Linked DNA regions of Homo sapiens: region 2 is linked to region 1. The links are chromatin loops, found by intact Hi-C in ENCODE. Cell type or tissue: breast epithelium. All regions are shown on one strand. Links, peaks and the distances in the headings refer to the core of each region. The heading gives the core; the rest is flanking DNA.

Region 1 (16,181 bases), core at 5,311-13,310:
CAGCCTGGGAAATGAATGTTTTCAAAATCTAATAATGAGTATGTCTGGAGGCTGCGACAAAAGGCACTTGCTCAAAGGCATCTAATGGAAACACACAGTTTTCTTCACATTTGTGTGAATGGTCGTATCCATTCTTACACTGCCTGCCATAGGCTGTTCTGCCTTAGGTGGCCAGTCCTGGTGTGGCCAGGCAGTGAGTTGGAAGAGCTTTTAGAACTGGTGCCTGGCTCAGCCTGAGGAGCCATGGTGGCATCTGGCTGTTGGAAAGCACACAGGGCAGGTGTAGAAGACAAAACTCACTTTGGGAGGGCTTCTGCCCTGTTATTACCTGGCCTTAGACAAGTGTCAAACAATTGTGCTAGAAATTAGCTCTTTGTGCTAGTAGTCAAAACTGATATCTAGTGGTTTCCTGTATATTTGGGCTAACTATAACGTATCAGCATGGACTTAGTTGATGTCAAATCTTCAGATCCCTTTAACGAAGCTTCCTAAAACTCTAACTGCTGTCCTTACTTCTGTCGTCTCTGTCTTCTGTTTTCCACATAGTGTCACCTATTATCATCGGCAAAGACCATCCCCTGAAGTTCCTACTGAGAGACAGGACTAGCTGGATTTCCTGGGCCGACTAAGAATTCCTAAGCCTAGCTGGGGAAGGTGAACGCACCCACCTTTAAACATGGGGCTTATAACTCAGCTCACACCCGACCCATCAGGTAGTAAAGAGGGCTCACTAAAATACCAATTAGGCTAAAAGCAGGAGGTAAAGAAATAGTCAAATCATCTATTGCCTGAGCGCACAGGGGGAGGGACAATGATCGGGATATAAACCCAGGCATTCGAACTGGCAGTGGCAACCCCCTTTGGGTCCCCTCCCATTGTATGGGAGCTCTGTTTTCACTCTATTAAATCTTGCAACTGCACACTCTTCTGGTCTGTGTTTGTTCCAGCTCGAGCTGAGCTTTCACTCGCCGTCCACCACTGCTGATTGCCGTCGTCGCAGACCCGCCTCTGACTTCCACCCCTCTGGATGCAGCAGGGTGTCCGCTGCGCTTCTGATCCAGTGAGGCGCCCATTGCTGTTCCGGTTCTCACCATTGTTCCTGTGCGGCTAAGTGCCTGGGTTTGTCCTAATCGAGCTGAACACTAGTTGCTGGGCTCCATGGTTCTCTTCCGTGACCCACGGCTTCTAATAGAGCTATAACACTCACTGCATGGCCCAAGGTTCCATTCCTTGGAATCCGTGAGGCCAAAAACCCCAGGTCAGAGAGCAAGAAGCTTGCCGCCGTCTTGCTTGGGAGTGGCCCACCACCATCTTGGGAGCTCTGGGAGCAAAGACCCACCAGTAGCACTATGGCCCAAGGTTTTGTTTCCTATATGGGATGGAAGCAAGAGACATTTGGGGTAAGGCATGAAGATCTGTTTAGCTTAAACATGATAAGGTGTGAGTTGTAACTAAATTTTCTAGAGCTTTCTTAATAAACCATGGGGGGAGGGGTTCCTGTATTTATTCAATCTCATTTGAACCTGCTTGTATTTTCAGTCTTTGCAGGTACATCTGCCATTCATTCATAGGCAGTGAAGTATAGTAGTTGAGTGGTGTGGTGCCAGAATCAGGCAGATCTAAGATGAAATTCCAACCCCACTGCATACTAGATGTGCCATTATGGTTAGTTTCTTGACTTGAGAGCCAGTTTTCTCATCTGTAAAATGGGTATAATAATAATTTTGAGGGGACTCAAATGAGACAATTTGTGTGATGTACTTAGCAATGGCTGGCATGCCTAAAGCCCTAAGTAAATGGTAACTATTTTTATTCATTCAATAAAAAAAAAGAAAAAGAAAAACACATGTATTGGGTATCTGCTGGGCTCGTGGCATGTTGTAGGTACAAAATGTATCAAGACATTGGCCCTGTCCATAAAGAATTTACAGTCAGGGTTGGTGGAGGCAGGGAAGCTAAACACTTCCGTAATTTCAAGGTAGAAATTAATAAAAGACAGAAAGATTATGGAAGGGACAAGTCTTTGAGAACAGTTGTCCTTGGGTTGGGTCTTGTAGGATGTGAAGAATGTGGACAGGTAGAGTTGAGTGGGGATTAAACAACTGACATTGTGGAGAAAAGAAATAAACCTTAAGAGAGGAATTAGACAGGAATGGTGAGGATATCTCAGCACCCAGCAAAGTTTGGCTTGTACCTAGGAAGTAAAATGGACAGAGGTGGGAAGCTAGACCAAAAAAATGAGGACATATCAGAAAGGGAGTGCACACTGGTTGGAAATACCATGCGAAAGCATCTGGCCTTGGTTGGATGGGCTATTGAAGACTTTTGGAGAATGGGAGGAAGTAAAATCCCATAGTTTGCTGTCTACTGTATGAAGTATTACCTTTCCTTCATTTATCCTATTTTTTTTTGTTTATTTATGCTCTCTCAGGTTTTTGGAGCATTCTTAGTACTGGACAGTCTGAACATTAGCATGATTTAATCATGATGTGCTGGCTGGGAGAGGGACTAGCCTTAACTCCAGTGAGGAGAAGAGGGAATGAAGCCCTAATAGGCCACATTAAATCTTCATTCCCTCTTCAAAGGACAGCTGTTCACTTCCTTTCCACCTTGCAAATATTGATAATACTAAAATGCTTGCCCAACTTTATCTGGAATTTGGCAAATGATCCACTCTTTCCTCTGGAGGGTGCCCCAATATTGAAACTTCAAATATCCATGTTTACATGACCTTCAGTTATTGACAAAGTTGTCTTCGTATTATTACTTTTACTATTATATATGATAATTGACCAATATAATGATATTGACCAGAATGATGGCTCTAGTTAGGAGGCCTAACAACATCCCAAATCCTTTTTCACTGACTTTATCGCAATTTCCTCTGCTTAAGAGATTTTGAAACAAAAGAGTGCCCCTGCTCTTGGGTGCATAAAACCCTGCAGGTGAAAATGATGAGAAAAATTACTGGGCAAGGTATTAGGCAGGCACTGATTGTATCCTATTTAGAGCTCTGCAATTAAAAAAGTATATATAATACTGAGACTGGGTGCAGTAGCTCATGCTTGTAATCCCAGAACTTTGGGAGTCTGAAGCGGGAGGATTGCTTGAGCCTAGGAGTTCAGTCAGCCTGGGCAACATGGCAAAACCTCACCTCTACAAAAAATTAGGCCAGGCGCAGTGGCTTACGTGTGTAATTCCAGCACTTTGGGAGGCCGAGGTGGGCGGATCACGAGGTCAAGAGATCAAGACCATCCTGGCCAACATGGTGAAACCCCGTCTCTACTAAAAATACAAAATCATCTGGGCATGGTGGCACGTGCCTGTAGTCACAGCTACTCGGGAGGCTGAGGCAGGAGAATCGCTTGAACCTGGGAGGCAGAGGTTGCAGTGAGCTGAGATCACACCACTGCACTCCAGCCTGGCGACAGAGCAAGACTCCGCCTCAAAAGAAACAAATAAACAAAAATTAGTCAGGCATGGTGGTGTGCACCCGTAGTTCCAGCTACTTGAGAGGCTGAGAGGTGGGAGGATGGCTTTGGCCTGGGAGGTTGAGGCTGCAGTGAGCCATGATTGTGCCACTGCACTCCAGCCTGGGTGACAGAGTGAGATCTTGTCCTAACATATACATGTATATATACACACACACTGGTTTTAGCTAAATTGATTATAACTCAGGGACCGTGAGCTTAGGATGGACAGAGGTGCATAACATTGATTACTTTTGTTCCAATATTGACTTTTTTCTATATGAGTGATTCATTTAAATTTGGAGGGTGGAATAAATTGATATTAGTTTCCAGTCTAACTGGAATATCTGCAGCCAGAGGACAAAGTACAAGGACTTATCAGAGAGGAGACAATGAAGCTCCATGCTCTGGAAAAAGGAAACAAGAGGCTGAGGGAATGAGATAGCTTCTAAGGAGGGAGCTTACAAAGGCCCCTCCTCCCCTGGCTCTTGCCCCGTGGGCCAGGCTAATTTGCATTTCAATGAGGACTTAATACTACTGAAGATTTTATGAAACGCCTAAGCTTCTCAAATGTTTGTTACTTTTGTTACCCTAGCTGAAATCTGCAATTACCAGTATTTTTAAAAAATCCTAAAATGAAGAGAAGAGGCCTGTGGGTGTTCAGTCAAGGAGGGAGGGGTCAAGTCTCAGTCCAGGAACTACTCTGTGCTGGGAGAAGCAGCCAGATACGGCACAGGTCGCGGTAGCCGAGAAAGAAAGCGAGAGAAAGGGTGAGCCGGGGAGTCGCTGGGCCAGACTGAAGTGTGCCTGTGTAGAATAACTGGCAGGAGAGCTGCATTTTCTGACCCCGGGAGGTAAAAGACGACGCCGTCCTTGGCACTGAGTGCGGTGACCACCAAGAGGAGCAAAAGTCATGAGTCTCCGACCCCCAGGCCCCCGGCTCAGCTGCCTCCACTCCACCCTACTCTTCTCAGCCCCAGCCCAGAAAGCAGGCAGCGAGGCAGGTCTTTGAACCGGACCAGGTTCCTTCCCCAAACACCCGGATCCAGAGAGGGGCAGGAATTCCCTAGTCATTTTCCCCTGCTCCTCCCCACATCATCCGCCCGAGGGGCGGCAGATCCAGCGGAAGCTGTCCGTGGTGCTGACTCCTGCCTTTGGCTTGGCCGGACCCGCTGCCCGCTGAGCGCGCTGCAGCCAAGCAGGGGGCTCGTGTGGCGGGGCCACGGGAGGGTGAGGGTCCTCAGGTCCGCGACCAGCTCCAGGCTCTGCTGTTAAATCCCAGCCCGAGCCCTCTAGCGTCTCTGCCCTCCGCAACCTGGCCGCTAGGCAGGATCCAGCCTTTAAGAACGGGTCAGTCGTGCCTCTCTCAAGCCCCCAGCTGCATTGCAATCTCCCACCGCTACTTCCTTCCCCGCTCCTTCCCTCCTAAGACTGCACCGGCTCCTCCCGATAGCCTGACGCTTCGCGCCTCTCCTCCGCCCTCCTCCACTGTGCGCTCCTCCGGACCCTGACCCTCCAGGGGCCGTGCAAGCTCCTGCAGTAGAGATTCGTCCTCTTCGCTGCTCTGGCCAGGTTTGCCGGCCCCTCCTCCCGTTTCGGATTCCATCCTCCCCACACTGTCCTCTTCACTAGTTCTCTAAGCACCGAGCATGGCAGAGCGCGCTCCACCCCTATTTTCCATACATGGGAGCTGGAGTGGGGGGCGGAGCTGAGGGGAGGCGCTCCCAGTCCCTCTAAGAAGCTGCTAGCCCACTGGGAAACATTTGGATCCGTTCAGCTCCCGCGGAGAAGCGAGACCGGATCACCGACGTGGGCAGAGGACTACCGAGGGCCAGCAGAAATTCTGCCCCTTCTTCCCGCGAGTGCTTTCCCGCTCTCCAAACCCCACTCCCAGGTAGGATCGCGCTCCTGAGTCTGCCTGCGTGGACTGCGAGGACCGTAAATAGAGGCGGAAGCGTTTAAATAAACCGTATGTTCTAACCGTGCTTAGGTTTATTTTACAGAGGTGAGAGGACAACACTTTTTGCTACTTTTGCTGTTGTTCTGTGGCCGGTTATTCCCAAGGGAGGACTCAGGCGATGGGGGAGGGGCGCGGCTGGTGTAGGAGGTCGGATGGAGTATGGCAAGGGAAGTGACGGACTTTGATTACCTTTGAACAGGTGGCCATGGCCTCATCGACCACTCGGGGCCCCAGGGTTTCTGACTTATTTTCTGGGCTGCCGCCGGCGGTCACAACTCCCGCCAACCAGAGCGCAGAGGCCTCGGCGGGCAACGGGTCGGTGGCTGGCGCGGACGCTCCAGCCGTCACGCCCTTCCAGAGCCTGCAGCTGGTGCATCAGCTGAAGGGGCTGATCGTGCTGCTCTACAGCGTCGTGGTGGTCGTGGGGCTGGTGGGCAACTGCCTGCTGGTGCTGGTGATCGCGCGGGTGCGCCGGCTGCACAACGTGACGAACTTCCTCATCGGCAACCTGGCCTTGTCCGACGTGCTCATGTGCACCGCCTGCGTGCCGCTCACGCTGGCCTATGCCTTCGAGCCACGCGGCTGGGTGTTCGGCGGCGGCCTGTGCCACCTGGTCTTCTTCCTGCAGCCGGTCACCGTCTATGTGTCGGTGTTCACGCTCACCACCATCGCAGTGGACCGCTACGTCGTGCTGGTGCACCCGCTGAGGCGGCGCATCTCGCTGCGCCTCAGCGCCTACGCTGTGCTGGCCATCTGGGCGCTGTCCGCGGTGCTGGCGCTGCCCGCCGCCGTGCACACCTATCACGTGGAGCTCAAGCCGCACGACGTGCGCCTCTGCGAGGAGTTCTGGGGCTCCCAGGAGCGCCAGCGCCAGCTCTACGCCTGGGGGCTGCTGCTGGTCACCTACCTGCTCCCTCTGCTGGTCATCCTCCTGTCTTACGTCCGGGTGTCAGTGAAGCTCCGCAACCGCGTGGTGCCGGGCTGCGTGACCCAGAGCCAGGCCGACTGGGACCGCGCTCGGCGCCGGCGCACCTTCTGCTTGCTGGTGGTGATCGTGGTGGTGTTCGCCGTCTGCTGGCTGCCGCTGCACGTCTTCAACCTGCTGCGGGACCTCGACCCCCACGCCATCGACCCTTACGCCTTTGGGCTGGTGCAGCTGCTCTGCCACTGGCTCGCCATGAGTTCGGCCTGCTACAACCCCTTCATCTACGCCTGGCTGCACGACAGCTTCCGCGAGGAGCTGCGCAAACTGTTGGTCGCTTGGCCCCGCAAGATAGCCCCCCATGGCCAGAATATGACCGTCAGCGTGGTCATCTGATGCCACTTAGCCAGGCCTTGGTCAAGGAGCTCCACTTCAACTGGCCTCCTAGGGCACCACTCGAGGTCAATCTGGTGCTTATTCTCAGCACCAGAGCTAGCTAAGCCAACATAGGGCAACATTTCCAGCCCAGCCCTCTTGTCCGGCTGTCTGTCTTGTCCTTGTGTGTTTGTAAAATGTTAAGCGGGCTTTGGTGAGAGTCTTGCTCTTTGCTTGGGGGAGGCCAAAGAGAGGGAAGAGGATTTCTTATTTCTTCTTTATGCCCTTGAAGGACAAACAAAACTTTTTCTCCACGTTCAGAAAAGTATTTCAGAACCACGATTGCCTTCCTGGCGTCCCCTCCTCCTGCTCGTTGGTGAAATGAACAATATGAATGGGATTTAAAAGGAATGCATTGGGCTTGGTAAAGATTTTCAGTTTGCCTTTAGAAAAAGGACCCAGCTGAGAGTACCATGATATTGCTTAGTCCATTTGAACCCTTGCATTCCTAGAATTTCAGGTAAATATGTATTAAAACTCTACATCTAGGATTTCAGCATTTCCTGAGTAAGACCTTTATATGCCAAAAGGGTTTCGTTTTAAAACCACTTGAGTTTATAGTACAAAAACACCTACAAGCTCCCTTTAGAAAGGTCTTGCTATTGTTTCTCCCCTTTCCTCCCCAACTACTATTTAAAAATGATGAGACGAATTAGTCAATGAAGAGATAGATAAATAAAGAGGAAAAGGTCCAATTCACTTAAGAGGTCATTCAATTGTACCTAAGGACAGACATCCTCTGTGTATGTGTGTTTGTGTATGTGTGTGTATGTGTGGGTACACATTCAGTGTTTGCCACAAAGTGGGCACTCAAATATTTGGTTTTCTGAATACTCAATGTAAACTGTGTAGCGTGGCATTCTCCTGCAGTCTCTAATTGCTCACTTGCAACAGATCAACAGCTGTCATCTGACTGCTCAGCACCTGCTCTGTAGTGATTCTTGGAACATGATCAACCCAGAAATCAAGGACCGGCAGAAGTTTACTTAAGGACAGAACAGAAGAATAAGCTACCACCCACATGATGTGTAGATCAAACACTAATTACCTCCAGGGTTAAGGGAAAAGGTGAAGACTGTGGAGCATGATACCAGGCTGATAATCATCACCTTAACCTCCTGTGAGTTCTGTAAATGAGGACAAGTGCCTTGGGACAAAGGTCTCCACACTGTTGGAAAAGCAACTTGGGCAGTGAGGGCAGGAGTCTTGGGAAATGATACATAATATCCAGCTGTCAGATCAGCCTCTGTGTTCCCAGTAACTCAGTCACCATCTGTAGGGTTCAACTACTTTCCCAGCTCACTGAACACAAGAATCACTGTTTCACCTCCTCCTGCTTCTCTTATTCAGAAATAAGCTCAATTCATTCATTAAAATGTGCCCTAAAAGGAAAGGAAAGAGGGATGATATGGGAATGACAAGGGTTCAATCCTATTACATTCATGTCAACAACCATGGTGGGAGTGGGAGTGATCACGGTTGGGCTGGTTGGCATAGGAATCTTTAGTAGTTACAGGGCTAGACTTTTTGCACACAGTAAAGGGTAGGAAAGGCTGGCTTGGGAGAAAGGAAAAGGCAGGCAAAGATGGGTATGGAGGTTACCTCTGGCAATGGTGCTAAATGAACTTGAGCTTCATCCGTGGATTGGAGAACAAAGAACCTGTGTGCTAATAGTGCAACCCACCCCTGCCCCAGATAAGCTCATCTCCCAGGCATCCCGAGGACTGGCTCCTGTGCTTCCAGCAGCTATATTACTTGGGAGGCTCAGGGCCAGACATTTCTCATTTCCTCAGAGAGTTCCTTTGATGGTCATGTGTGGAGAGTGTAGATGGTAGAGGGGAAGGAGAGGGATTATTTGGGGAGGGATCTGATTCATCGTCGGCTCTTTGTTGGAAGGTTTGAATCACTGGTTCTCAACCCTGGCTGCTCCTAGAATCACCTGGGGAACTTTTTTTTCTTTTTGTAATTGATGTCTGGGCTCTCCTCCCAAGAGTCTAGTTGATTTGAGATGGTGCCTGGACACTAGCATTTTCCAAAGCACTTCAGGGGATTTTAATGTGCAACCAAGATTAAGCACCTTAAGAATTATCCTTTCTAGGGCTGGGCATGGTGGCTTACACCTGTAATCCCAGCATTTTGGGGGACCGAGGCAGGCAGATCACAAGGTCAGGAGTTTGAGACCAGCCTGGCCAACGTGTTGAAACCCTGTCTCTACTTAAAATACAAAAATTAGCCAGGCGTGGTGGCGCACGCCTGTAATCCCAGCTACTCGGGAGGCTGAGGCAGGAGAATTGCTTGAACCCAGGGAGGCAGAGGTTGCAGTGAGCTGAGATTGTGCCAGTGTACTCCAACCTGGGTGACAGAACAAGACTCCATCTCGGGGTGGGGGGTGGGGGCGGGAATCCTCTTTCTAATGAATCTCAGAAACATCCGAATGAAGCTTTAGTTGTACCTGCCAAAGGTGTTAATAATTTGGAGCTGAATTTGACGGTGTTACATGCCATACTTAGAGAATACTCTTTTAGTCTTCAGGCAATACCAGCTCAATCACAAAGAGGCAAATTATTGAAATCAGAATATATAGGGATTCGTTCAACAGTTTACTTACATATTTCTTATGTATCAGTCCAATCAATTCAGAAGGAATATCATCATTCAACCTTAGGTCAATTGTATTATAAAGTTACATACCATGGCCAGGTACCATGGCTCACATCTATAATTCCAAAACTTTGGGAGACCGAAGAGGGAGAATTGCTTGAGCCCAGGAGTTCAAGACCAGCCTGGGAAATATGGCAAAACTCCATCTCTACAAAAAATAGCCGGACGTGGTGGTGCACACCTGTGGTCCCAGCTACTTGGGACACAAAGGCAGGAGGATCACTTGAGCCTGGGAGGATCACTGGGCTGCAGTGAGCTATCATTACACCACTGCACTCCAGTCTCAGTGACAGAGCAAAATCTAGTCTCAAAAAAACAAAAAAAACAAAAACAACAAAAAACAACAAAAAACAAATTTACATACCATGAATTATTTTAAATCCTGGTTGTCAGGGTGTTAGAAAAAGTGCTCCTTGATTAGCTTAAGTTTATATCAACTATGAAAAACAAGCATCTCCATTAATTACTAGAAAAGCTGCCACTGGTTTCTGTCATGCCTACAACTTAAGTTTGAAACACTTACATGGACTTTATAAAGAGCTTAAAGAGGTTGGAGAATTAGATTGTGCTTATAAACATCTTTACATATTATGAAAATCAGCAACGGAACAGCAATTAATTCTTACAACATCTGAAATGTGTTGTGGACTAGTTTATAAATCAAACCGAATTTCAAAAAAATCAGAGGTGAGTCCCAGAGAGAACTGCGTAGGACTGTAGGTAGAAAATTTTATTTAATAATTCATTTTGGTTAATATCAAGCATCTAAGATGTATACACAGTCCTCTTCCTGCAAGGAGTAATACAGGCAGTCAGGCTGGGAACTGAGCCAACTTGGTACTTGGCAGCAGCCCTTCTCAAGGCTGATGGGAGGTTCTGTAATCCTCTTTGCAAGCTTTGTCACCAGGTCACACTTTTGGCAGCCAATCAATAGATTTATCTCATTAAACTGGCAGAAGAGTGTTTCAATGCATGCTCCAACAGCTACCTGGAAATAGCAATTGTGAGAGATGCTAAGGTAAGGATATTCCAGTTCCTATAACCGTCTGATTTTTTGTCCTTGTGAATTTTCAATCTGCTGTTTTACTGGGATAGCTAAGTTCCAGGTTTATTTTCTCAGGTAGGCTCACCCACGACCTCTGTCCTGTGGTTTGCATTCCTGAACATCTGTTAGTCTTTCAAATGCAAGGCACAAAACTAACCTCAAGAGTGTGGCTAGATCTGGGAGTGAACACAGGGCCTGTCCCTCACAGACGAGAGGTCAGGAGCACCTTTGTTTCCCAAGGCAGGTTCTTGATTGATTTACCTTCATGCGTTGATGTCTTTGCTATGTGTGTAAAATGCATGTGTTGCTGAATCACATGTGAAGCTCTACATGCTGGGGTTTATACTGTGTTTGGCATGTTGTGGGAGCTCAATAAATACTAAATCAGTTGCACAGTCTTCAGCCACAGGATTAATAAACCAAGCCAGTTATACATATGGGGTAACTACACAACCTCAGGATAGCCAGAGTCAAAGCAAGGATAAATCATGTCAAGGAAAACATGCTATTCAACCTAGATTTGTCAACTCCACCTTATTCCAGAGATGAACTGTTCATTTTGGGTCTTCTGTGACCCCCTGCCCCCAACCTCAGTAATGCCAGCATTTAAATATATGGCACCAAGCTCTCTACTCCCCAAGACTGCATATGCCTAAATCCACGGGTCCATCAAAATGAGAGTAGAGAACTTCATGCCTAATTTCTATACCATCATATATTGGAGAGTTATTTAAATGTTAGCATTTTATCACCCATTTCTCACACATAATTTGGGAAGGTCTAACAACATCCCACATATGGGTCTATAAGCAAAATCACGAGGTTTCTAAAATGTTCATGATGGAGTCATAAAAAAGATTTTTCAGTACACCTAAAATACCACTCAAAAATGGACATATGTATACCTTTTCAGCGACCCATTTATCCTACAAAGTAAAATAGTATACAGATGTGGGAAATGTAAAATATTTGGATGGATGAGAGTTGCAATCTTGATTGTTAAGACTGTACATTTTCCAGTCTTTGGAAACAGCCTTATTTTGAAAACTGGGCATGTACACTTCTCACAGGTTTTTGAATTGTTTTTCTTTGCTTTTAACACAATTCCTCTCCTTTTCCACTCTTTATTTCTCATGCCTTTTTCTGCTACTTTTTCATATTATCTGTATCTCCTCTCTAAGCCCCTTCTGCCTCAGTGAAGGGGAACTGGTGGGATTCAAGCATCCATCTCCTGGTCAATCGCTACAAAGTGAAAGATGATGGCGAGAACCCCTGGCTAATTCCACTGCAGAAGGCAGTCTGCACTAAGCTCCTAGAAGGCTGCAGTTTGTTGTATTTCCCACACACTGTGGGGTCTTGGAGTTCACACAATTGGTCATTTTGCGGTCAAACTGCAGGCTCAGGTGGATAACAGGAGTTTGCATAGACTCTCCACAGGGCTCTCAACCTGGTAAGTCTCACAGCGAGCTCTCCAGAGGAGCCTAACAATGAAAGGTCAAATGTGTTTCATTTTTATGTTTGGTTCTGGAGTAAAGAAACTGGAGTCAAAAAAAGCAAAGGAGAAACAGTCTGCTTTTAAGCATTCTCTGCCTCTCTCCCTCCCTCAGCTCTCACAATATCCTCTCCTTAACTTGCTGATGACTAAATCCCCTGGTCTCAGGACCCATCTCCTTCTTCTGAAATGACATCCAATGAAAAATGGAAAGCTATACTGTGAAACCCCTCCTTGCCCCCACAGTTATTGCCAAGCAATGAAAACACCCTTTTGACCTGGAAAAAATTAAGACTCCAGGTTTGAGCTCTCGGTTAGCAGTCAGGCACTGGGCTTTCCTCCCTAGCCTAGACCACAATCACCCTGGTTGGTGGCTGGGCACGGGGCTGCTTGGCAGGTGCTGGGCTCCCCATCCAGCTCTGGCATTATTGCGTCACCTCGGTCATTGTTTTTTGCGCATCACCTCCAAGTTCGAAGTAGTACAAACCACCTATTTCGCGTGATGGGGACTCAAGGAGTCTACATCCTTCAAACTCCTTGCTAGTGGAAATGGTCGGGACTAGGGGCAAAGAGGGAAGGAAATTTGCAGGTCAAGATGTAGTCGCCCCACAGGGCTCTCCCAGTGGGGCTTCTGGAGCAGCAGTTGCCTTTGTTTTTCCAGGGTGTGCAGCCCCTCAGCCCCCAGCTAAGTCCACACGCACTGAAAGCCGAGGTTCCTGCAACGTGGTGAATTCACACTTTACGTTTTTGGAAGAGGAGGGGTCAGCTGGTGAAACCACAGCAGCCCAGAAGAAAAGCCAAACCCACCTGTTGGTCCATTGCCCCAGGCAATTCGTTGATCTAAAGCTAGGCCTGCTGAATAGCAAAGACAGCTGTAGATTTTTTTTTTAATTACAAAATCAACATATTTTTTCTTTAAGTAGTAAGTGAATATTTCCCACCTGTCTTCCCTGGGCGAGTTAACAGTTTGTGCTTTTCCTTCCTAGGCCCTTCCAGGAGCATTCACAAACATATTCACAGTTTGTATTTTACCAAAATGCGATTAAACTACATCATTGTTGTGTAACTGACTTCCACATCCCTCCTCTTAAAATTATATCAAAGAAGACTTCTATGTTGGGTCATACTCATTCTGGCTGAAGAGGAATCCATGCCTGGGTGGACCACTGTTCAATCATTTTTCAGCCAGTGAGTGGTGTGGGTTAGAAGAGATAAATCTGAACTTAGAAGGTGCCCTAAGCCCTGCAGGAAATGCAGAGGAGTCGAAGTCTAATCACAGCCACTGAAAAGCTGTCCCTCTGTCCCTGGAGGGCGAGGTCCTCCTTGAAGCCCTCCCAGAGACCAAAACCATCTGGGTGAGGGGGTGGGACTCCTTCCCCTTAGCTGCTTCCAGATCCTGCACAGCACCCCACCAGGGCTGGGGCAGGCCCACCAGCTGTTCTCTGGCAGACAGCAACTGGTGTCTATGAGACTCTGCCAACCCAGGGTAGGATTTTCCCAGGAGTCAGGAGCATGGTAGGGTCCCTCTTCTAGCCATGAATCCACATGGGCACAGGTCCATGAAGAGTCAAATCCTTCACCTTATTTGCCCACAGGCAAGCATTTCAGCAGGGCCCTTAATACTGTTGAGGTTTTGTCAACAAAGGTGAAGGTGAAGGGTAGGGAAATATGAAGTATGGTGCAGGAACCAGTAGCTACTACAAGCAGAGGAGCTGTCATCTCTCAATCCAGAGACCAGAGGGCAGGGAGGAGTTGCTGAAACTCCCAAGGGTGGAGTCATTTAAAGGAGACTTTCTCCAGAGGAGCAGTAGCCTTAGATAGAGGGATGGGGCCAGCCTAGGATAGAGGGTTGAGCCAGCCTGGAGTGGAAGGATGGGCCAGCCTGGGGTGGAGGGATGGGGCCAGCCTGGGGTGGAGGGATGGGGCCAGCCTGGGGTGGAGGGATGGGGCCAGCCTGGGGTGGAGGGAAGGGGTCAGCCTGGGGTGGAAGGATGGAGCCAGGCTAGGATGGAGGGATGGAGCCAGCCTGGAGTGGAGGGATGGGGCCAGCCTGGGGTGAAGGGATGGGCCAGAATAGGATGGAGGTATGGGGCCAACCTGGGGTGGAGGGATGAGGCCAGCCTGTGGTGGAGGGATGGGGCCAGTCTGGGGTGGAGAGATTGGGACAGCCTAGGATGGAAGGATGAGGTCAGCCTGGGGTGGAGAAATGTGGCCAGTTGACTTCTGTACTAAGTGTCAGAAAAGTGATACATAAACCATAAACAAATGCCATGTGAATTCAATGGTGGGGCTGTTCATGTATGACCCTGGCAGTCAGAAAAGCCTTCATGCAGGAGGTGATATTTGAGCTAGACTTTGAAGGATGCCTGGGATTTTCTTTTATTTTTTTTTTATGAGACAGAATCTTGCTCTGTCTCCCAGACTGGAGTGCAATGGCACGATCTTGGCTCACTGCAACCTCTGCCTCCTGGGTTCAAGTGATTGTCCTGCCTCAGCCTCCCAAGTAGCTGGGATTACAGTTGTCCATCACCATGCCTGGCTAATTTTTGTATTTTTAGTAGAGACAGGGTTTCACTATGTTGGCCAGGCTGGTCTCGAACTCCTGACCTCAAATGATCCATCCACCTTGGCCCCCCAAAGTGCTGGGATTACAGGCGTGAGCCACCACCCCCAGCCAATGCCTGGGATTTTATGTAATGAAGAGAGTAGTGGCAGGAGAGCATGCTATGGGCAGGGTAAGGTGATTAGCAAAGGAAGGAAAGGGTGATGCCTATTTGAAAGAGTGCAGGCTGTGCTTACGAGACAGAGTGGTGAAAAGCTGGCTGAAACTAGATTCAGGAAGATTAGTAATACCAGTTAGGTTGGCTGAATTCTTACTGTGTGTAAGGCACAGTGCTGTACCTTACATTGCATCACTTATTTCTCAGCACATTAGGAAGTAGACATTCTCATTGTTATTTTTATTTTACAGATAGGAAAACAGATATTTAGAAAAGTCAAGCAATTTGCCAAGGAATGATGTATGGGAGGTGGTGGAGCTGGGATTTGGTCCAAAGTCTGCCTTCCTAACCACTATAAAGTCCTACCCTGAGTTTCAACCTAAGGAGTCTAGCTCTTCTTGGGAGGCAGTGGGGAGCCAGTGAAGGTTTAGGGTGAGTGGGAGATAAAAGAATGACTTGTTTAGGAAGGTACTCTGGGACCTAATGCTGGCAAAAGGGAAAGTGTGGAATGGGAAGGCAGGAAGTGGGGAAATACATTAAGGAATTATTGCATGGTCCAGGAGAGAGAGAATCAGGACTGGAAGTGGGCCAGTTTAAGTGAGGATGAAGAAGAGATAGGTGGAAAAGGGCCTTAGAGAGTAATTAGCATCATATCTGAATGTCTTACCTCGTTCAACATTTCACGTTTGCCCCAGGAAGAAAAGGTAGCATATGGGATCTAGGCCACAGATGCTCAATTCCCACGTCAATCAGGAATGCTTTCTGTAGGAAGTAACAGAATACCAAACTAACCACAAGGCAGAAGTCCTAAGGTTCTTTATCATCTGATTTACAAAGAAGTCTGGAGGTGGGTGGGTGTCAGGTCGGCCCAGTAGCTCAATGGTGTCATTGAAGACTTAAAATCTTTTTCTGTCTTTTGCCTCCATTCATCGTTAACTGCTTCACCTTTATCCTGATGCTGTTACCTCAGGTCTTCAAAATGGCTGCTAAAACTCCGGATACTCATCCACATCCGAGGCAAGAAGGAAGGGGAAAGGGAAACACCAGCAACTCTCCTTCAGTGCAGGAAGGCAGAGGCCTTCTCAGTTGCTCTCGTTATGTATCACTTGCCAGAACTGGGTGACATACTCCTAACTGAAAGGGAGGGAAAGAAACCCTTTTACGCCTCTAAAATGGGAGGTTCATACTGGCCATTGGGTTATCTGGCCCACAGGACTACCACAAGTCCAGGGCAGCATCTTCTTCAGGCCTTGTTCCATATTCAAGAGCCCTTGTTCCATATTCTTCCCAAATGAGAGGGAACAAACATGTGTTGGGTTCTGAAAAGTGGCAAATTGTAACTCGGGGAATATGGGCCTGAGTAACCACTGCACACTAATGGCTTCCAGCCAGGCCTGCCAGTGTTGTGATTCACATTTTATGAGTCATCAGCTGTATCTTAGCAGATAGCTGCTAGAAAGTTGAAGTTAATTTCTT
Region 2 (16,181 bases), core at 3,246-11,245, 110 kb before region 1:
TTCCTCTGAGCTGTTCTGTTGCTCAGTGAAGCTCCTCTTTGTCTTGCTCCTCCACTTGTCTGCGTACCTTTTCTTCTGGTCACAGGACAAGAACTCAGGACCCACTGAATGGCAAGGCTAAAAGAGTTGTAACACAAACAGGGCTGAGACATGCCACTTGCTTGCCACATTGCGGGTGAAGAGAAGGAAAGAAGAGCTGTGGCCCTTCGGGAAGCCCCAGCCTGGGAGCTCCCTGAGCCAGGGCTGTGACTCCCTCTTTGGGGCCCTTTGGGGCCCTTTGGTTCTTGGAGTTTCAAGCTTCCAGGCACCACCACGTACTGACTTGCCCTTGGCAGCTGTGGGACCCAGGCCAGTAGCATGAGCCGAGCGCAGCCTGCCAGGTCGAGTGGGCAAAATGAGCCCAGTAGGCCTGAGCAAAACTCAGGTAAAGGCGCCACCTGCCAGAGGGGTTTCTGGCCAGAAAAACAACACCCCAAAGATCTTGTAACAATGGTTATTATTTTTCTGGCAGTTTTTTTCTTGTTTTCTTTGGGGAAAAAGCAAAGCTTGCTTGTTCAGGGGTAAAAACTTGAATGTCCAAGCCAAATACTGTCATGTTGAAATAAGGTAAATCAAATAGTTAACAGTTTCCCCAATGGGGCCTAGAGTGTATTGAACTTAAATTTTAAGGAGAAACAATTTGATTAGGTTTTTTTTCTTAAATGACATTTCTAGGTTCCTAGGAAGGAGTTTAGGTTTATTTTAGAAGACTGCTAAAATTTATAGTCCTGTCATTTAAAAGGTTTTGAATAAGGGCTACATGAAATATACTTTTTTACTTTGTAGAAAAAGCTGTGTTCTGACATTTGATTCAGTACAGAAAGTACTTTTTAATACGCATAGTCTTTGAGACTGGGAGTTCTTGAACAAGGAATTCAATTTTATTTATTCTGTCTGCTGTAAATGTACTTTTTGATCAATGTTTATACTTTTAACTTCTGGATAAAGTGATCTTTTGTAAAAACAACATTATTTTAATGCAACAGCTTTTAAGATTTTTTTTCACGTAATACTTCTAAAATTTATTTCTTTGAATGCCGAAATACCATTTTTAGAGTTCTTCAAAGCAGTTTAGGGGAAGATGTTACGTATGATTCCGTTCATTAGTTATAGTTAAAAGTTTGCCTATAACATGGAACCATTTTCACCAAGTTCTTTAGTTAACAAAGAATGCTTTTAAAAATGTTATTAGGCCAGGTGCGGTGGCTCACGGCTGTAATCCCAGCACTTCGGGAGGCCGAAGTGGGTGGATCACTTGAGGTCAGGAGTTCAAGACCAGCCTGGCCAACATGGTGAAACCCTGTCTCTCCTAAAAATACAAAAATTAGCTGGGTGTGGTTGCCCACACCTGTAATCCCAGCTACTCAGGAGGCTGAGACAGAGCAATCCCTTGAACCTGGGAGACGGAGGTTGCAGTGAGCCGAGATGATGCCATTGCACTGCAGCTTGGGTGACAGAGCAAGACTCCATCTCAAAAACAAAAATGTTGTTGGATTTCTTTTGAAGCATTAGACAAATGGGTAGTTAATTCAGAAAGGAGTTTACTTACTAGTTGCATATACATGTGTAATACTTGACATTTTCAAAACACACACTATTTTCTTTGATTTCCTTCACATCTTAGAAGTACCACAGCTAGTATTTTTCCTATTTTGGATATATGGAAATTGAAATTTAGAGGGCAAAATGAATTCCCTAATGTCATACAGCCTTGTTAAGTAGGAATTTAGATTTAAATAATGCTAAATTAGATTTAGAGTCAAAGTTTAGATTTGAACAAGACCCTTTCCTTGCAAAACAATGCATTCTTTATCTACTATGTTCTAGGCACTGTGGTCAGCACCGGAGATATACAGATAAGACACAAATATTGCCCTCCAGGGGTTTGAAGGTAGTGGCAGACTACCCAGTGAGGGAAGTGAGTGCAGTGGGGCCCCACTGAAGGGCCATGTAGTTCAGATATTTTTGAAGGAATGACTAGGAGAAGTTAGCCAGCTTAGTGGGTGCAGAGAGAGATGGTTAGGTAGAAAGAACAGTCAGGGAGGCCTTATGTCTTTTGGGGAGTGCTAGTATTCCCATTGTCAGTCCTGTTCTTTGCTGTGCAACCAGAGGTGTAGACAGTTGTGCCCTACGTTGAGAAGTTTGTGAAAAGGTTTCAGAGTGCCAAAAGAGAATTTAAGTAGGTGTAGAAGGCCTTGGATTGATCATGCTTTGAGTTGTAGGTCTTGGGTTTATTCACTGTAGAACTGTAGACAGGTGACTATTTCTGAGCCCCAATCACCTCATCTGTAAATGGAAATAACATTCAATTTATAGGCAGTTAGAAGGACTAAGAAAAAGAAATGCGCTGGGTGTGGTGGCTCACACCTGTAATCCCAGCCCTTTGGGAGGCTGAGGCAGGAGGGTTGCTTGAGCCCAGGAATTTAAGACCAGTCTGGGCAATATAGCAAGACCCCATTTCTACCAAAAAAAAAAAAAAATCCCAAACAAATTAGGCAGGCCTAGTGCTGCATACCTGTAGTCCCAGCTAGTTGGGAGGTGGCTGAGTTGGGAGAATTGATCAATTGAGCCTGGGAGGTGGAGGCTGCAGTGAGCTGTAATCATGGTACTGCACTCCAGCCTGGAAGACAGAGCAAGACCTTTCTCAAAATGTACAAAAAAAAATAATAATTTAAAAAAAAGAAATGTAAATAAAAGCACCTAGCGTGCACCAGACCTGTAAGTACGATGAATTAGAAAAAATAAAGACAATTCTTTACATATATATAAGCTTCTAAGTAGAACTGAAATATGAGTTGAATCTTATTTGAAAATAGTATCAAAATATTTGGACATTTATGAAACAGCTTAGCTGAAGTGGTCTTATAATTTCATGTTTTAAAATTTAATATTTAGGAATCCTTCCATGTGGCATTTCTTAATATCCTTATTTGAAAGCAAGACTTTATGTGTAAGATATGATTGATAAGCTGTGGGGCTGCCACAAGTTAGTTCTTGTGTAGAATCAGTTTTGTTTGCATTGTGTTTTGTACCATGCTCGTCCCCCAACACTCTGACCCAGGAATGAATTCTTAGTTGGAAGACCTGGATCTATCATTTGGCTAACGGTCTAGTCTTAGACAAATTACTGGCCATTTAGGTGTTTCTTTAGTGTTAAAATGGGACCTAATTAATTTAGCTTTAGAGAATAGAATGAAATCATGCATGGATGCACTTCTGTAAAACACAGTGTCTTCGACTGGGCTGCCACAACAAAATACAGTTGACCCTTGAACAACACGGGTTTGACCTGTGTAGGTCCACTTATCCACGGATTTTCTCCCACCCCTGACACAGCAAGGCCAACCCTTTTCCCACTGTTGGAGATAAGGATGAAAATCTTTATGATGATATACTTCCACTTAATGAATAGATATATTTTTTCTTCTTGATGATTTTGTTAATATTCTCCAGCTTACTTTATTGTAAGAATACAGTATAAATGATACATATACAAAATATGTGTTAACTGATGGTTTATGTTATCAGTGAGACTTCTGGTCAACAGTAGGCAATATTGGTAGTTAAATTTGGGGGGACGTGAAAAGTTATACACAGATTTTTTACTGTGTTTTGGGTGTTGGCTCCCCTAACTCTCCGGTTTTTCAAGGGTCAACTGTACTATAGACTGGGTGGCTTAAACAAAGAAATTTGTTTCTCATGGTGCCGGAGGCTAGGAAGTCCAAGACAAAGGTGCTTCCTATTCGGTTCCTGGTGAGGGCCCTCTTTCTGGCTTGTAAATGGCTGCCTTCTCACTGCAGTCCTCACATGGCCTTTTTTCTGAGCCCTATGGGAGGAGCGAGAACCTGAGCGTTCTGGTGTTTCTTCATCTAGGGACACTAATCCTATAGATCACAGCTCTACCATTGTGACTTCGTGTAGCCTTAATTACTTCCTTATTCCTAGTATGGCAGTACTAGGGGTTTAGGGCTTCAACATAGGAATTTTCGAGGAACACAGTCTATATTCTATTCAGTCTATAACATATAAAAAAGTTGGTAGTGTTCTCTCTTGATGGTTTTATGATTTGGTATTTTGTAAAAGTGAGTTAATAGAGGAATGCATTGTGTTTTACTGCTCTACAGAGCTGAAGGTGTATATGGGTCATTTGTGTCCATGCTTTCTAACTAATATTTATAATTAGCTACAGAAGGGTTTACAACCAAGTTAGCATAGAAATCAGAATATTTCTGTGCTTAAGGTAATTATAAATTTCATTAGCCATTCTAATAGTACATTAAGCCTATACCACTTAGTTGAATATCCTCCCAACTCATTCCAGGTTCAAATATAGTTTGGTTCTATATAGAATATCCATGTAATTCAGTAATAGTTTTTAAAAATCATTTATCGTTGAGTGCATCTTTTTTTTTTTTTTTTTTTTGAGACAGTGTTTCGCTCTGTCACCCAGGCTGGAGTGCAGTGGTATGATCTCGGCTCACTGCAACCTCTGCCTCCAGGTTCAAGTGATTCTCCTGTCTGAGCCTCCCAAGTGGCTAGGATTACAGGCACCTGCCACCCCCACCTGGCTAATTTTTGTATTTTTAGTAGAGACAGGGTTTCACCATGTTGACCAGGCTGGTCTTGAACTCCTGACCTCAAGTGATCCACACACCTTGGCCTCCCAAAATGCTGGGATTACAGGTGTGAGCCACCACGCCCAGCCTTAGTGCACCTTTTTATGCAGTAAAAGAAGAAGCCTTTTAATTAACGTGTTGAGGTTACACAGCTTTTGCAGATGGCTAAACTTCAGTTTTACATAGCAGATTTTGGAACAAAGGTGGAAGTCTTACCTTCAGAGTGTACGTGTCTTCCTTTTTTTTTTTTTTTGTTAATTGTGAATCTCAGTATGAATTTTGAATTCCTTCTGTTTGTGTTTCAAATTATGGTGGAAGGTCTTTCCCTGGTTTCCCAGATTGATCACACTTCTGTTCTTTCTCACAGGCCAGCCCTCCAGATCTCTATATTGAAAGATTTAATATAGCTCTTGGACAATATATGGGAGCATTGCAGAGCATTGTGCCTCTTTTCATATATATGGTAAGTAAGAGCTCCTTCCTCCTTCCCAAATACCTAGGTGTATTGTTGAGAGCACAAATAGATGCAGAGAGTTAAGCATATTCTGTTTTTCTTTTACTACATTTGTGTTAGAAATGGAAATTAAGTTATTTCAGTAATGTGCGATAGTTGTTGACATAGAAGAACTTTAATTATTTCCCCTTTTTCTGCTTTGAAATTCCATAACAATTGCTGAATAGACAAGTAGGCATTAAGATTAGCAGTCACCCACATGAGTACTTATTTTATTTCTGCTATGTGGAAGGCACTGTGTTTGGTTCCAGAAATATAAAGATATGTAAGATTTCTTGTCCTCAGAAAGTAAAATGCCAAGTAAATCATTCCATAAAAATAGAACAGTAAAACATTGCTGCCATTCTGATGATCTGTTTTATTTGGAGAGTTATGCTATGAGTATAATCTGTAGACTGTGACTTTGTTGATCAGCTTCCTCCCTGTTTTAAATATCGAGAGTCATAGAATCTTAATGTTAGTGCTCCTGTTGAATGGAGGAGCCCTTAGAAACCATGATCCCCGTTCTTCTTTATTAGACTAGTGAATGAGATGTTCAGGTTGATCCTACCTTCTGTAGCATGTAGCTTGCTGTATGTGGATAGCAATCTTAAAAATGTTATTTTCCATAAAATGCACTTAACAAAAACAAAACAAAACTACCCCTGTCTTTAATTTAGAAGGCACTTTCCAAAAGACCATGTAGTGCTTCCTGATTTTCATTTACACTTATTTCTTGGTTACTGACAACAATTTTAATAGTACGAGTTTTCTAGTCAATGTAATGCCAAAGAAACTGGTTTTTGCCTTTTACCAAGAAAGAAATGTATAAAAAGCCTTTTCTTTTGGTTTAAGTGCCAAAACTCCTTTATGAATCATGAAACTAAGGAAAAATATTGTTGATGACATTAGGAATAAGTGCATCTAGGATAGCAGAATTAACTTACTGGGAAGAGTGTAAGCCTGGGAGGTAGTAGTTACATTGTATCATTTTGGTGAAATCCTATCATGGGCTATTGATCAGGAGTGTGTTAACTAAATGTCCTGTACTGATAGAGCAAACATTTTATTTCCGTGCGAGCCGACTCCTTATTCTTGCTGTTTAAAGTTTTCAGTAGAGACCAGGTATGGAAGCAGAGCTGAAAGACAGGGCCTATTTGTGGATAAAGGAATTAAGGCTGGGTAAATAGGTTTCTTGACTTGCATGTCTGCCATTTTAATGGCATTTACCAGATAAGCATGTTGGTTAGGTGCGTGAGTAATAAAAACAAAAGTCTAATTTATCATAATTTTGAATCAAAAGGTAAATAGCTAGTTTATTAAAACAAAAATAGTTAAGACAGGAAGGTGATTCACGCTTTTCTGTATTGCCATTGTTGCTTTCTTACACCTTATGGTAGGATCCTGGGGTTTAAGAGGTCTGTGTCAATTAAGAATAAACGAACTTCAAACTTACTCTTTCAGCTAGCAGGATTCAAATAAGGGATCTTAGATTGTAAAGCTTAACTACAGCTTTTCTTATAGATTAAGAGCTTGAATTTGCTTTGTAGTTACTTTTGAGAATTTGTTATGTAAATTGTTTTTATTGTCCAGAAGATAGAAATTCTTTGAACTTTGGTACTGTTTTGTTGGAAAAGTATATTAAAGAAAATAGTTTGAAATGTTAACCTACTAGTGCCATAATAAGCAAAGTTTCTTTTGATATCACAGAAACAAATTTTTTTAAATATTTGTCAAAATTAGTGTCTTTGTTAGAAGTCTGTCTATATGAATATCAAGAAATTGTCATTAAACTAGAAAATAAATTGTAACTAAGGTCTTGCTGAAAGTTACAGAGGTCAAATAAAGACATTTATTTTTGCTTACAATTTTGGAATTTAACATTACTGTACCTGAGACAAAGTTGAAAAGAGGTAGACTAACTTGAGTTTCTAAGTACTTCTGAAGTTTTCATACTATTTCTTTTTAATGGTTTCTAGTTACTTACAAAGAGTAGAAAGGGTACATTAAAATGCTGTGCATTCAGGTCTTAAATGTCAATAGGACAATATACCAGGAGAGAAAAGCACTATAAATGCAGAAAAATTTATTTTGGGAGTTAAACAGTTATATTATTTTTTATTATTGAATATAAACTACAGAGTCTCAAAGAGATGGCTAATTTATTTCAAAGACTTTAAGGTATACTGCCAAATCAACTTTTGCTCTAAATTTTGATTTAAAAATTTCAGTTGTGAAAATAGCTTGAAGTTTTTATTAATTTAAAAAGGGGAAAATACTTAGAAATGAAATGTGGAAGACAGCTAACTTAATCTCTTCTGATAAAATTTATGTAAAAAAAAATAACCAGTAAAACTTATAAAAGATAAATAAGAATGAACTTCAGACTTACTCTGAATTTCAACTATCAGAATTCACGTATGAGGCCCTACTGATGTAGGATTTTTTCTTCTTGGTCACTTTGCAAGCTGGGGACCCCTGGCTGGCAGTGCCCCACCCGGGCCTTGCTCGGCCATGCTGATGTGCCCCAGCTCGCCTGTGTTACAGCTTGTACCCGCATTTGGCAGTTCCCAAGCTCTTATACTGCGCCCAAGAAGAATGAGGATGTGCTGAACATTGGAGGGTGAGGAGGGTGGAGAAGAATTTTATTGAGCAATGAAACAGCTTTCAGTGGAGAGGGGTTGTGGGGGTGCTCCCCCCACCCCCACCTTGTGTCTGAGTCTGAGGCCTTTTATGGACTCAGAATGGGGAGTGCATGCTGATTGGTTTGTGAATATACAAAAAAGGTTAAAGCAAGGACACTACTCAAAGGTGGGCATAACAGTGTAGGAAACCAATTAAGAAAGGGTAGATATATGTAAAATAGGTGAAGGGTGGGGGTCAATCAGAGGGAAGTGTGCCAAACGGGAAGACAAGTTCTCAGTCCTGCCCAAGGATTTGCCTGTAGCTTGGCTTTCAGGCTTTAAACTGTCTTGGGCCTGGAGGTGGGCTTTCACTGGAGAACCACCCCTGTCTGCCTAGGCATTTGACTGCCTTCTGTCTCTATCACCTGATATTAAAATGAATGAGAAGGCTATGGTAATTAATAATGATTGTCATTGGTGGCAGGGATAGACAGATCAAGGGAACAGAGCCCAGAAATAAGCTGAAGTAAATGTAGAAGTTTAGTAGAAAGGTGACATTTCAGATCAGTAAGGAAGGAGTAGATTTTTCCATACCTAATGTTAGGAATTTTTTTTTTTTTTTTCAGTAGCGATGGGATCTTGGTATGTTATCCAGGCTGGTCTGTAACATCCATCCACCTTGGCCTCCCAAAATGCTGGAATTAAAGGCATGAGCCTAAGCACGACCACCTAGCCACTACCTTATTCTTTTTTTTTAAGACGGAGTCTCGCTCTGTCACCCAGGCTGGAAGAAAATATCAGACTATGACAATACAAAATTTGGAAACCTTTGTACAGTAAAATATCATAAGCTAAAAGTAAGTGGGGAAAAAATGCAAAATTGGAAAATATAAGACAAAAGTTTGCTTTCCTTGATAATCAGCTTTCATGAATTGGAAAAAGATAACCCTAAATTTCTGTTGAAAAATGGACAAAGCATATGAACAGACAGTTCATAGAAAAAAAAGATTATAAACATGAAAATATACCCAATATCACAATTTAAGAAATAAAATAACTTTTTTTCCGCTAACTTACTTTAGTTAGTGAAATTGGAAAGGTTTGATCAATATTCAGTTCTGGTGAATCTATAAAGAAACAAGCTTCTCACACTTTTGGTGGAAATGTAAATTGGTAAAGCCTCTTTGGAAGACTATTTCGCATTATTGTTAAGAGTTTAATATGCAAAAATCTGACTCAAGAATTGTATCTCTAGGAATTTATTATACAAATAAACTCATAAATACATACAAATATGTATATAAGAATTATGCAGGTTTTTAAAATAGCAGAACATTGAGGAACATTTGTATTATCAGTAGGGACTATTATTTAAATAATTTATGAAAGACACAGAAAAATATGCAATTAAAAGTAACACAACTCTGTTTTTTTAGAGAAAAATCTTCCAAGATGCAACATTAAATGAAAAAGCAGGGTACAATGCAGTGTTTAATATTTTCACACTAGTATTTTTTTTTTTTAGGGGGAAAAAAGCATATCCATGTATATGCAAGGAACATCCTAGAAAGAATATACAGAAGTTTTCCCAGTGTAGAATGGGACCTTTTGGGAATGGGTCAGAAGGTCTGCATTGAGAGACTTCTCTTTATTGCATACTCTTTTGCATGCTTTCTGTTTTTTAACCATGTGCATCTTATTTTTATATATTTTTTTAAAGAGAGAAACGTGTGTTAAGAATTCAGTGGCTGGGCATAGTGGCTCACATCTGTGATCCCAGCTGCTCAGGTGGCTGAAGTGGGAGGCCAGGTGTTTGAGACCAGCCTGGGCAATTGAAACACTATCTCCAAAAAAAATTTTTTAAATTAAATTAAGAGAGAATCAGTGAGCAACTTAACATTCCTCTATGTATTTTCTACTCTTCTGCATTAACACTTAAATATGAAAAACTTTTTTTGCCAGGCATGGTGGCTCACGCCTGTAATCCCAGCACTTTGGGAGGCAGAGGCTGGCGGATCACCTGAGGTCAGGAGTTTGAGACCAGCCTGACCAATGTGATGAAACCCCATCTCTACTAAAAATACAAAAATTAGCCGGGTGTGGTGGTATACGCCTGTAATCCAAGCTACTCGGGAGGCTGAGACAGGAGAATCATTTGAACCGGGGAAGCAGAGGTTGCAGTGAGTGGAGAGCGTGCCATTGCACTCCAGCCTGGGCAACAAGAACAAAACTCTGTCTCAAAAAAAAAAAAAAGAAAAAAGAAAAACTTTGACTTGCCAGTAATTCTAGTCAGGATTTCAGCTGCAAGAAACAGAAAACATGATTCAAAGTGATTTAAGTAAATAATGAAGAGTATTATCTCTTATAATAAAACTCCAGAAATAAGGCTGTGTCCAGGGTTGGTTGAATCTGTGGTTCAATAGTATTACTAAGGACTTGATTTTTGGTCTCTCTGCTCTCCGTAACATCGGTTTTATCCTGTTCCCTGTCACGGGCGTCTTTGTGAAGAGACCACCAACAGGCTTTTGTGTGAGCAATAAAGCTTTTTAATCACCTGGGTGCAGGTGGGCTGAATCCGAAAAGAATCAGCGAAGGGAGATGAGCTGGGGCAGTTTTATAGGATTTGTGTAGGTAGTGGAAAATTACAGTCAAAGGGGTTGTTCTGTGGTGGGCAGGGGTCACAAGGTGCTCGGCCCAGGAGCTCCGCAGGGAGCTTCTGAGACTCATTGTCCAGGAGAAGGCATTTCACAAGATAATGTCCTCAGTTAAGGCAGAAACCGGCCATTTTCACTTCTTTTGTGATTTTTCAGTTGCGTTAGGCCATCTGGATGTATACATGCAGGCTTGGGCTCAGAGGCCTGACATTCCCCTCATGGTTATAAGATGACTGCAGGAGATTTTTCCCTCACACCACAATTTCTCTAAGTCTGCTTGGGCTGCCTTGAGTGTCTACTTCTGAACCAAAGGTGGTCCCCAGGGAATGCCAGAAGCTGAATGACTTAATCAGTGAAATTGAGTGTGTGCTGGGGAGTCAACGAGTGCATGTCCACAGCCTGCTTTCAACCCAGATCATTGATAAATGGGGTACTTTTCATTAGTGTTTCTCATGTTGTCTTTTGGTGATGTATTTTTAAAGGGTATTCCACACAGTGTGATTCTACAATGTTTGTACATCCCTGTCTAGTTAATGTTGGTATCTCCCAGTGTTCTTTTGAAGATGTATAGTTCAAAACATTTTTTTATGCTTTCCACCCCGTGCCAGAAAGACAAGTAACTAATAGTTGCATGGCTTTTGTTGTTGGATGTTGAGTTTTTCTGCTTTAATTGATGCCTTTATGCATTGTTTTCTAAAATATTTAGTGCTCCAGTTCATTAGACTAATCATTTCCCCAATTAATACACAAAAAAAGATTTTATTTTATTTTTCAGAATAAGTTTTACATCGAAACCAAGCTTAACAGAGACTTAAAAGATGACCTTATAAAGCTGTTTACGGAACATGTTGCAGAAAAGCACATTTACAGCCTAATGCGTAAGTAATTCAGCTTATACGGGTGAGATAACACTAGCAATGATCTTTCCTTTTTCTTTTTTTTTTGGTCTGAGAGCATTGTCACGTAAACCCCAATGTTAACATCTTCTGAACCAGATAGCAGGAAGTGTTGAAGCCCACCTGAGACACTGCAGAATTAAAAATGGGACTTGAAGGTCACCCGGTGAGCTGTGAGCACCTTGACCAGGTCATTGGACAGTGCCCTTGTGTCTGCCCTGAGAACTTGTTGCCCCCTCCCCGCCGCCCCTTTTTCCTGACAGTAGGGAAAGTATTATTAGGAAGTTCACTTCTAACTTTACTACTAGTAACTCTAGAAGGAATACAGTGTTATTTTTTTGAAATGGTAGTACAGAATCCTCTGATTTTTACTCTAGTGCAGAAACTCTTCTCTAGTCTGGTTCTGTCATTTATTCTCTATTTTAGGCAAACGTCTTTGCCTCTTGTGGCCCTGAGTTTTCTCTCCTGTGAATTAGGATTTGTAAAATATTTCATGTGCCTGTGTAGATTATTAAGAACATTAAGCTCAGTTCGTTTCTCCTCTTCCCATTCTTTTTTTTTTTTTTTTTTTGAGACGGAGTCTCGCTCTGTCGCCTAGACTGGAGTGCAGTGGTGTGATCTCGGCTCACTGCAAGCTCTGCCTCTCGGGTTCACGCCATTCTCCTGCCTCAGCCTCCCGAGTAGCTGGGATTACAGGTGCCCGCAACCATGCCTGGTTAATTTTTTCTATTTTTAGTAGAGATGGGGTTTCACCATGTTGGCCAGGATGGTCTCAATCTTTTGACCTCGTGATCCACCCATCTCGGCCTCCCAAAGTGCTGGGATTACAGGCGTGAGCCACTGCACCTGGCCTCTCCTCTTCCCATTCTTGAGTCCTCTTCCCCCTCGCAGTAGGTAGCATCTCATTCTACCTTTCCTGAAAGAATATACTTCTCCAGGTGGAGTTAGGAAGTCCCTGTAACCTAATGTCTCAGTGTCCTCAGCGTCCTTTTAAAGCTCCTATCTTATGTGACACATCAAGTCATTTTTTCGAATGTGGCACATATTTGGGTTGGCAGTATGTATTTTTGCTTTCCTTTGAGCCGTAATTAGCGTTCACCACAATGAACTTTTACCAGAATCTACAAAAGAATTGTTCTAAGCTTGACCATAAACTTTTTTTTTTTCATTTTTGATGCTGAATTAAGTGAAGGAATTATCAAGCATGGGGCAAGTTTAGAAAGGCAGGGTTTTTTTTTCAAAGAATAGTGTAGTTGAAGATAATATACATTTCATTATTATGTTCCCATTTTTTTTTGTAAGGCTGGGAGATGTTTATCAACATCTTTAAACATTGTCTTGGCCGGGCGCAGTGGCTCACGCCTGTAATCCCAGCGCTTTGGGAGGCTGAGGCCGGCGGATCACGAGGTCAGGAGATTGAGATCATCCTGGCTAACACGGTGAAACCCCGTCTCTACTGAAAATACAAAAAAAAATTAGCCGGGCATGGTGGCGGGCGCCTGTAGTCCCAGCTACTTGGGAGGCTGAGGCAGGGGGAATGGCGTGAACCCGGGATGCGGAGCTTGCAGTGAGCCGAGATCGCGTCACTGCACTCCAGCCTGGGCGACAGAGCAAGACTCCTGTCTCAAAAAAAAAAAATTGTCTCATGAGGTATTCCAGGTATTATAACCACTTAAGTATTTCCTGATACTGACATTGTCTTTTTGCTTTCATGACAAGATAGAGCATTTTGAAATCTTGGTAAAATTCTGTAGAGAAATGCTACCATTTGGTAGAAAAAGCCGGTCTAGTTTGTAAATATATTTTTATATTTGCCAGTAATTTGGAAACTAATTTTATTGGACGTATGCAAAGAGAATATTCAAGAGAGAATATAGTAGTCCAGAGCTGGTGAGAGAAAACATAATCATAATCATGTTGTCCGGTTTTCAATAAAAATTACACTTAAAGGTGGATATACCTTTTTATTTCCAAGTAAACAGAAAAGGTCCTTAAGCTTTGGTAAATTGGAAAAAACTGAGTTTATCAGATACTTATTGAGCAGTTGTTAGGCATTGTACTTAGAGAAGTGATAACTGGCCTCATTGGTTTGGGCTTCAGAACAACAAGGGACAATGTTTAACTGTATTATGTGGGTGATCATCAAAAGGTTTTTAAACACACATGCACTGCTTGTATGTGGTAGGACCTATATTTTACAAGTATTTAATTCTCCTAACCCTATAAGATAGGTATAGTCATTACCTCCATTTTATAGATGGAGAAACGGAGACAAAGAGAGGTTAAAGTTTAAACCAGAATAGCACAGCTATTAATGTCGTTTCTACTTACACATTTTTATATTACTTACCCCTTTACTGCAGCAAAAAAATAACTACATTCAATTTCTGTAACTTTCTACAATCTGATCAGTAATTTCCTTCCCGTGGCTTCAGATAGATCTGGAAAACTAGTGTTCCATTTATTATCGGTGTATAACAAATCATCCAAAAATACAGTGGCTTAAAACAACAGTCTTTTATTTTGCTCTGCAGTTTGGGAGGGCTTGGGGTGGGGTAGCTTATCTCTGTTCTGCTCAGCATTGTCTGATGTGGCTCAGCTGGGGGCTGGCACTTTCAGTGTGACTCATTCACGTGGCTGGTAGGTTGGTGCTAGCTTTTGGTTCCTCTGTGTTTCCTTCATGAGTGAGTATCTCAAGATACAGGAAATGGAAATTGCTGGTATCTTAGGTCCTCGGCTCAGAAACTGGCACAGTGCCACTTTTGCTGTATTCTGCTGGGCGAGGGTCACAGAGCCCAAATTCCAGGAGAGGAATGTATCCCACCTCTTGATAAAAGGCATGTCGGCTGGGCGCGATGGCTCACACCTGTAATCCCAGCACTTTGGGAGGCCGAGGCAGGCGGATCACTTGAGGTCAGGAGATCGAGACCAGCCTGGTCAACATGGTGAAACCCTGTCTCTACTAAAAATACAAAAATTAGCCGGGTGTGGTGGCACGTGCCTGTAATCCCAGCTACTTGGGAGGCTGAGGCAGGAGAATCACTTGAACCCAGGAGTCAGAGGTTGCAGTGAGCCAAGATCGCCACTGCACTCCAGCCTGGCTACAGAGTGAGACTCCGTCTCAAAAAAAAAAAAAAAAGCAAAAGAGGTTTGTCAGAAGAATTTGGGAGCCACGTCTTAAAAACAACACAAAAATGTAAAATGAATACTGTCTGTTAATAAAGAATCAGTTCTTGATTGCCCCATATTATTCATTATTAGTATGTTTCATGAATGAAGACAATGACTTCTTACTGGGAATAAAACTAGTTTTCTATCGGCTCCATGGTATAATCATTTTTATGCATATTTGCTTATAAAATAAAGTGGCTTCTATTTTTGGCTGAAAGTAAACTACTAGGCTCTATTGTTAAAGTATTTACGTCGTATGTTGGTGATTCTGAGCAAATGTAACAAATGTGTAGCATGGGGTTAATTAATGATAGAAAATTTCCTGGGAAAATATAGTGTGTTGACTTTTGCAGCAGCAGATTTATAGTTCAGTTTGCACAGTGTTCTAAATAGTTACGTTTTAGTTAATTTTCTTAGGCAGTTCTGCCTTTTAGATCAAACCATTGTAGTTTGAAATTTTTTGAAGCCAAGAGTATTTTCAGTTTTATGAATTGCTTTTCACATTAATAAAGGAGAGAGTCTCCTGAGCAAGTGTGTAGCACTGAGGAATACTTGAAAGAGCAGAGGAGCTTGGTTCTGGTCCCAATTCAGGTATCAAAAGGTGTGTGACTTTCAGCAAGACACTTAACCTGTCTAGATTTTAGGATTAGAAGTTATCTATTCTAGTGTTTAAACTATACGGCTTATTGATATCTGTGGGATGATTGTTGCGTATAAGCAAGCATTTCAGTGTTGGTATGGTGAAGTAGAGTACAGAATTTAGAGTGAAACACAAGTTCTCAAACTTCTTCTGCCTCTAGCTAGCTCTGTGACTTCAGATGAATTATTCAGTGATGAGTTTTTATTTTGGCCTCAGTTTCCTCACTTGTTAAAAATAAAAAGGTAGATGATAAAGCTTGTGAGAATTAAATATATGTAAAGTACGTAGCACTTACTAAATGCTCAGTACTCTTTTCTCTCTCAAGTTACCACCCCCAAACTCCCATTTCTTTTTCCTTAAAAGGGGAGATTAACTAGAAAATCTTTTAAGTTTTAAACACTGTTTTCCTAAAATCATTTTAAATTTATTTCAAATTAATTTCTGTACATTTTATGTATATATCTTTGTATTATATTTATCATTTCTTTATCAAATTTGACATAGGGGATTTCAGTTATGGTAGGAGTTGTTTGCAAATGTATATACTTGACCACATAATGAATATGTGGTTGAATACGAAGAGTTAGTGGGAGCAAGGCTAATTGGAGGCCAAAATGGTGAAAAGGTTAGGAAGATGGATTAATAGAGAGAACTTTGAAAACCTAACACTTAGAATTTAAATTTTTAAACACTGCATTTTAAAGCAACATGATTTTCTGAAATGCTTAGCATTTGTCTATGCCAAGCTTGTTCAACCCATGGCCTGCGGGCCGCATGCGGCCTAGTATGGCTTTGAATGCTGCCCAACACAAATTCGTAAACTTTTTTTTTTATTAGATAGTGTCTCGCTGTGTTACCCAAGCTGGAGTGCAGTAGCGGGATCTTGGCTCACTGCAGCCTCCGCCTCCCAGGTTCAAGCAATTCTCTGCCTCAGCCTCCTGAGTAGCTGGGATTACAGGCGCCTGCCGCCACGCCTAGCCAATTTTTTTGTATTTTTAGTAGAGACGGGGGTTTCACCAAGTTGGCCAGGTTGGTCTTGAACTCCTGA

Evidence for each region. Hi-C counts contacts between places; a loop is a spot of excess contacts. Peaks named below come from ENCODE experiments on the same cell type or tissue, not always from the same donor. Only the 100,000 strongest peaks of a DNase experiment are listed, where the experiment ranks them.
Region 2: it touches region 1 in a loop (3-fold over the local background); 4 of 110 quality-filtered maps call a loop at or near these places.

Annotation. Positions count from the first base shown.
Region 1 is chr10:118,584,699-118,600,879 of GRCh38, reverse strand. PRLHR (prolactin releasing hormone receptor) reads left to right here and starts at 5,232. Exons shown (of 2, transcript NM_004248.3): 1 at 5,232-5,364; 2 at 5,630-10,883. The coding sequence starts at 5,636. The coding sequence ends at 6,748. RefSeq lists enhancers at 3,847-4,655, 4,656-5,464, 5,465-6,273, 15,097-16,181. In breast epithelium, for the core only: no CTCF peak of the experiment used is centred there; a DNase peak (open chromatin) is centred at 10,299; H3K27me3 peaks cover 3,803 bases.
Region 2 is chr10:118,696,429-118,712,609 of GRCh38, reverse strand. It overlaps CACUL1 (CDK2 associated cullin domain 1), which reads left to right. Exons shown (of 9, transcript NM_153810.5): 4 at 5,023-5,118; 5 at 11,202-11,304. Among named protein-coding and RNA genes, the nearest start is that of CACUL1, 50 kb to the left of the region's middle. In breast epithelium, for the core only: no CTCF peak of the experiment used is centred there; no DNase peak of the experiment used is centred there.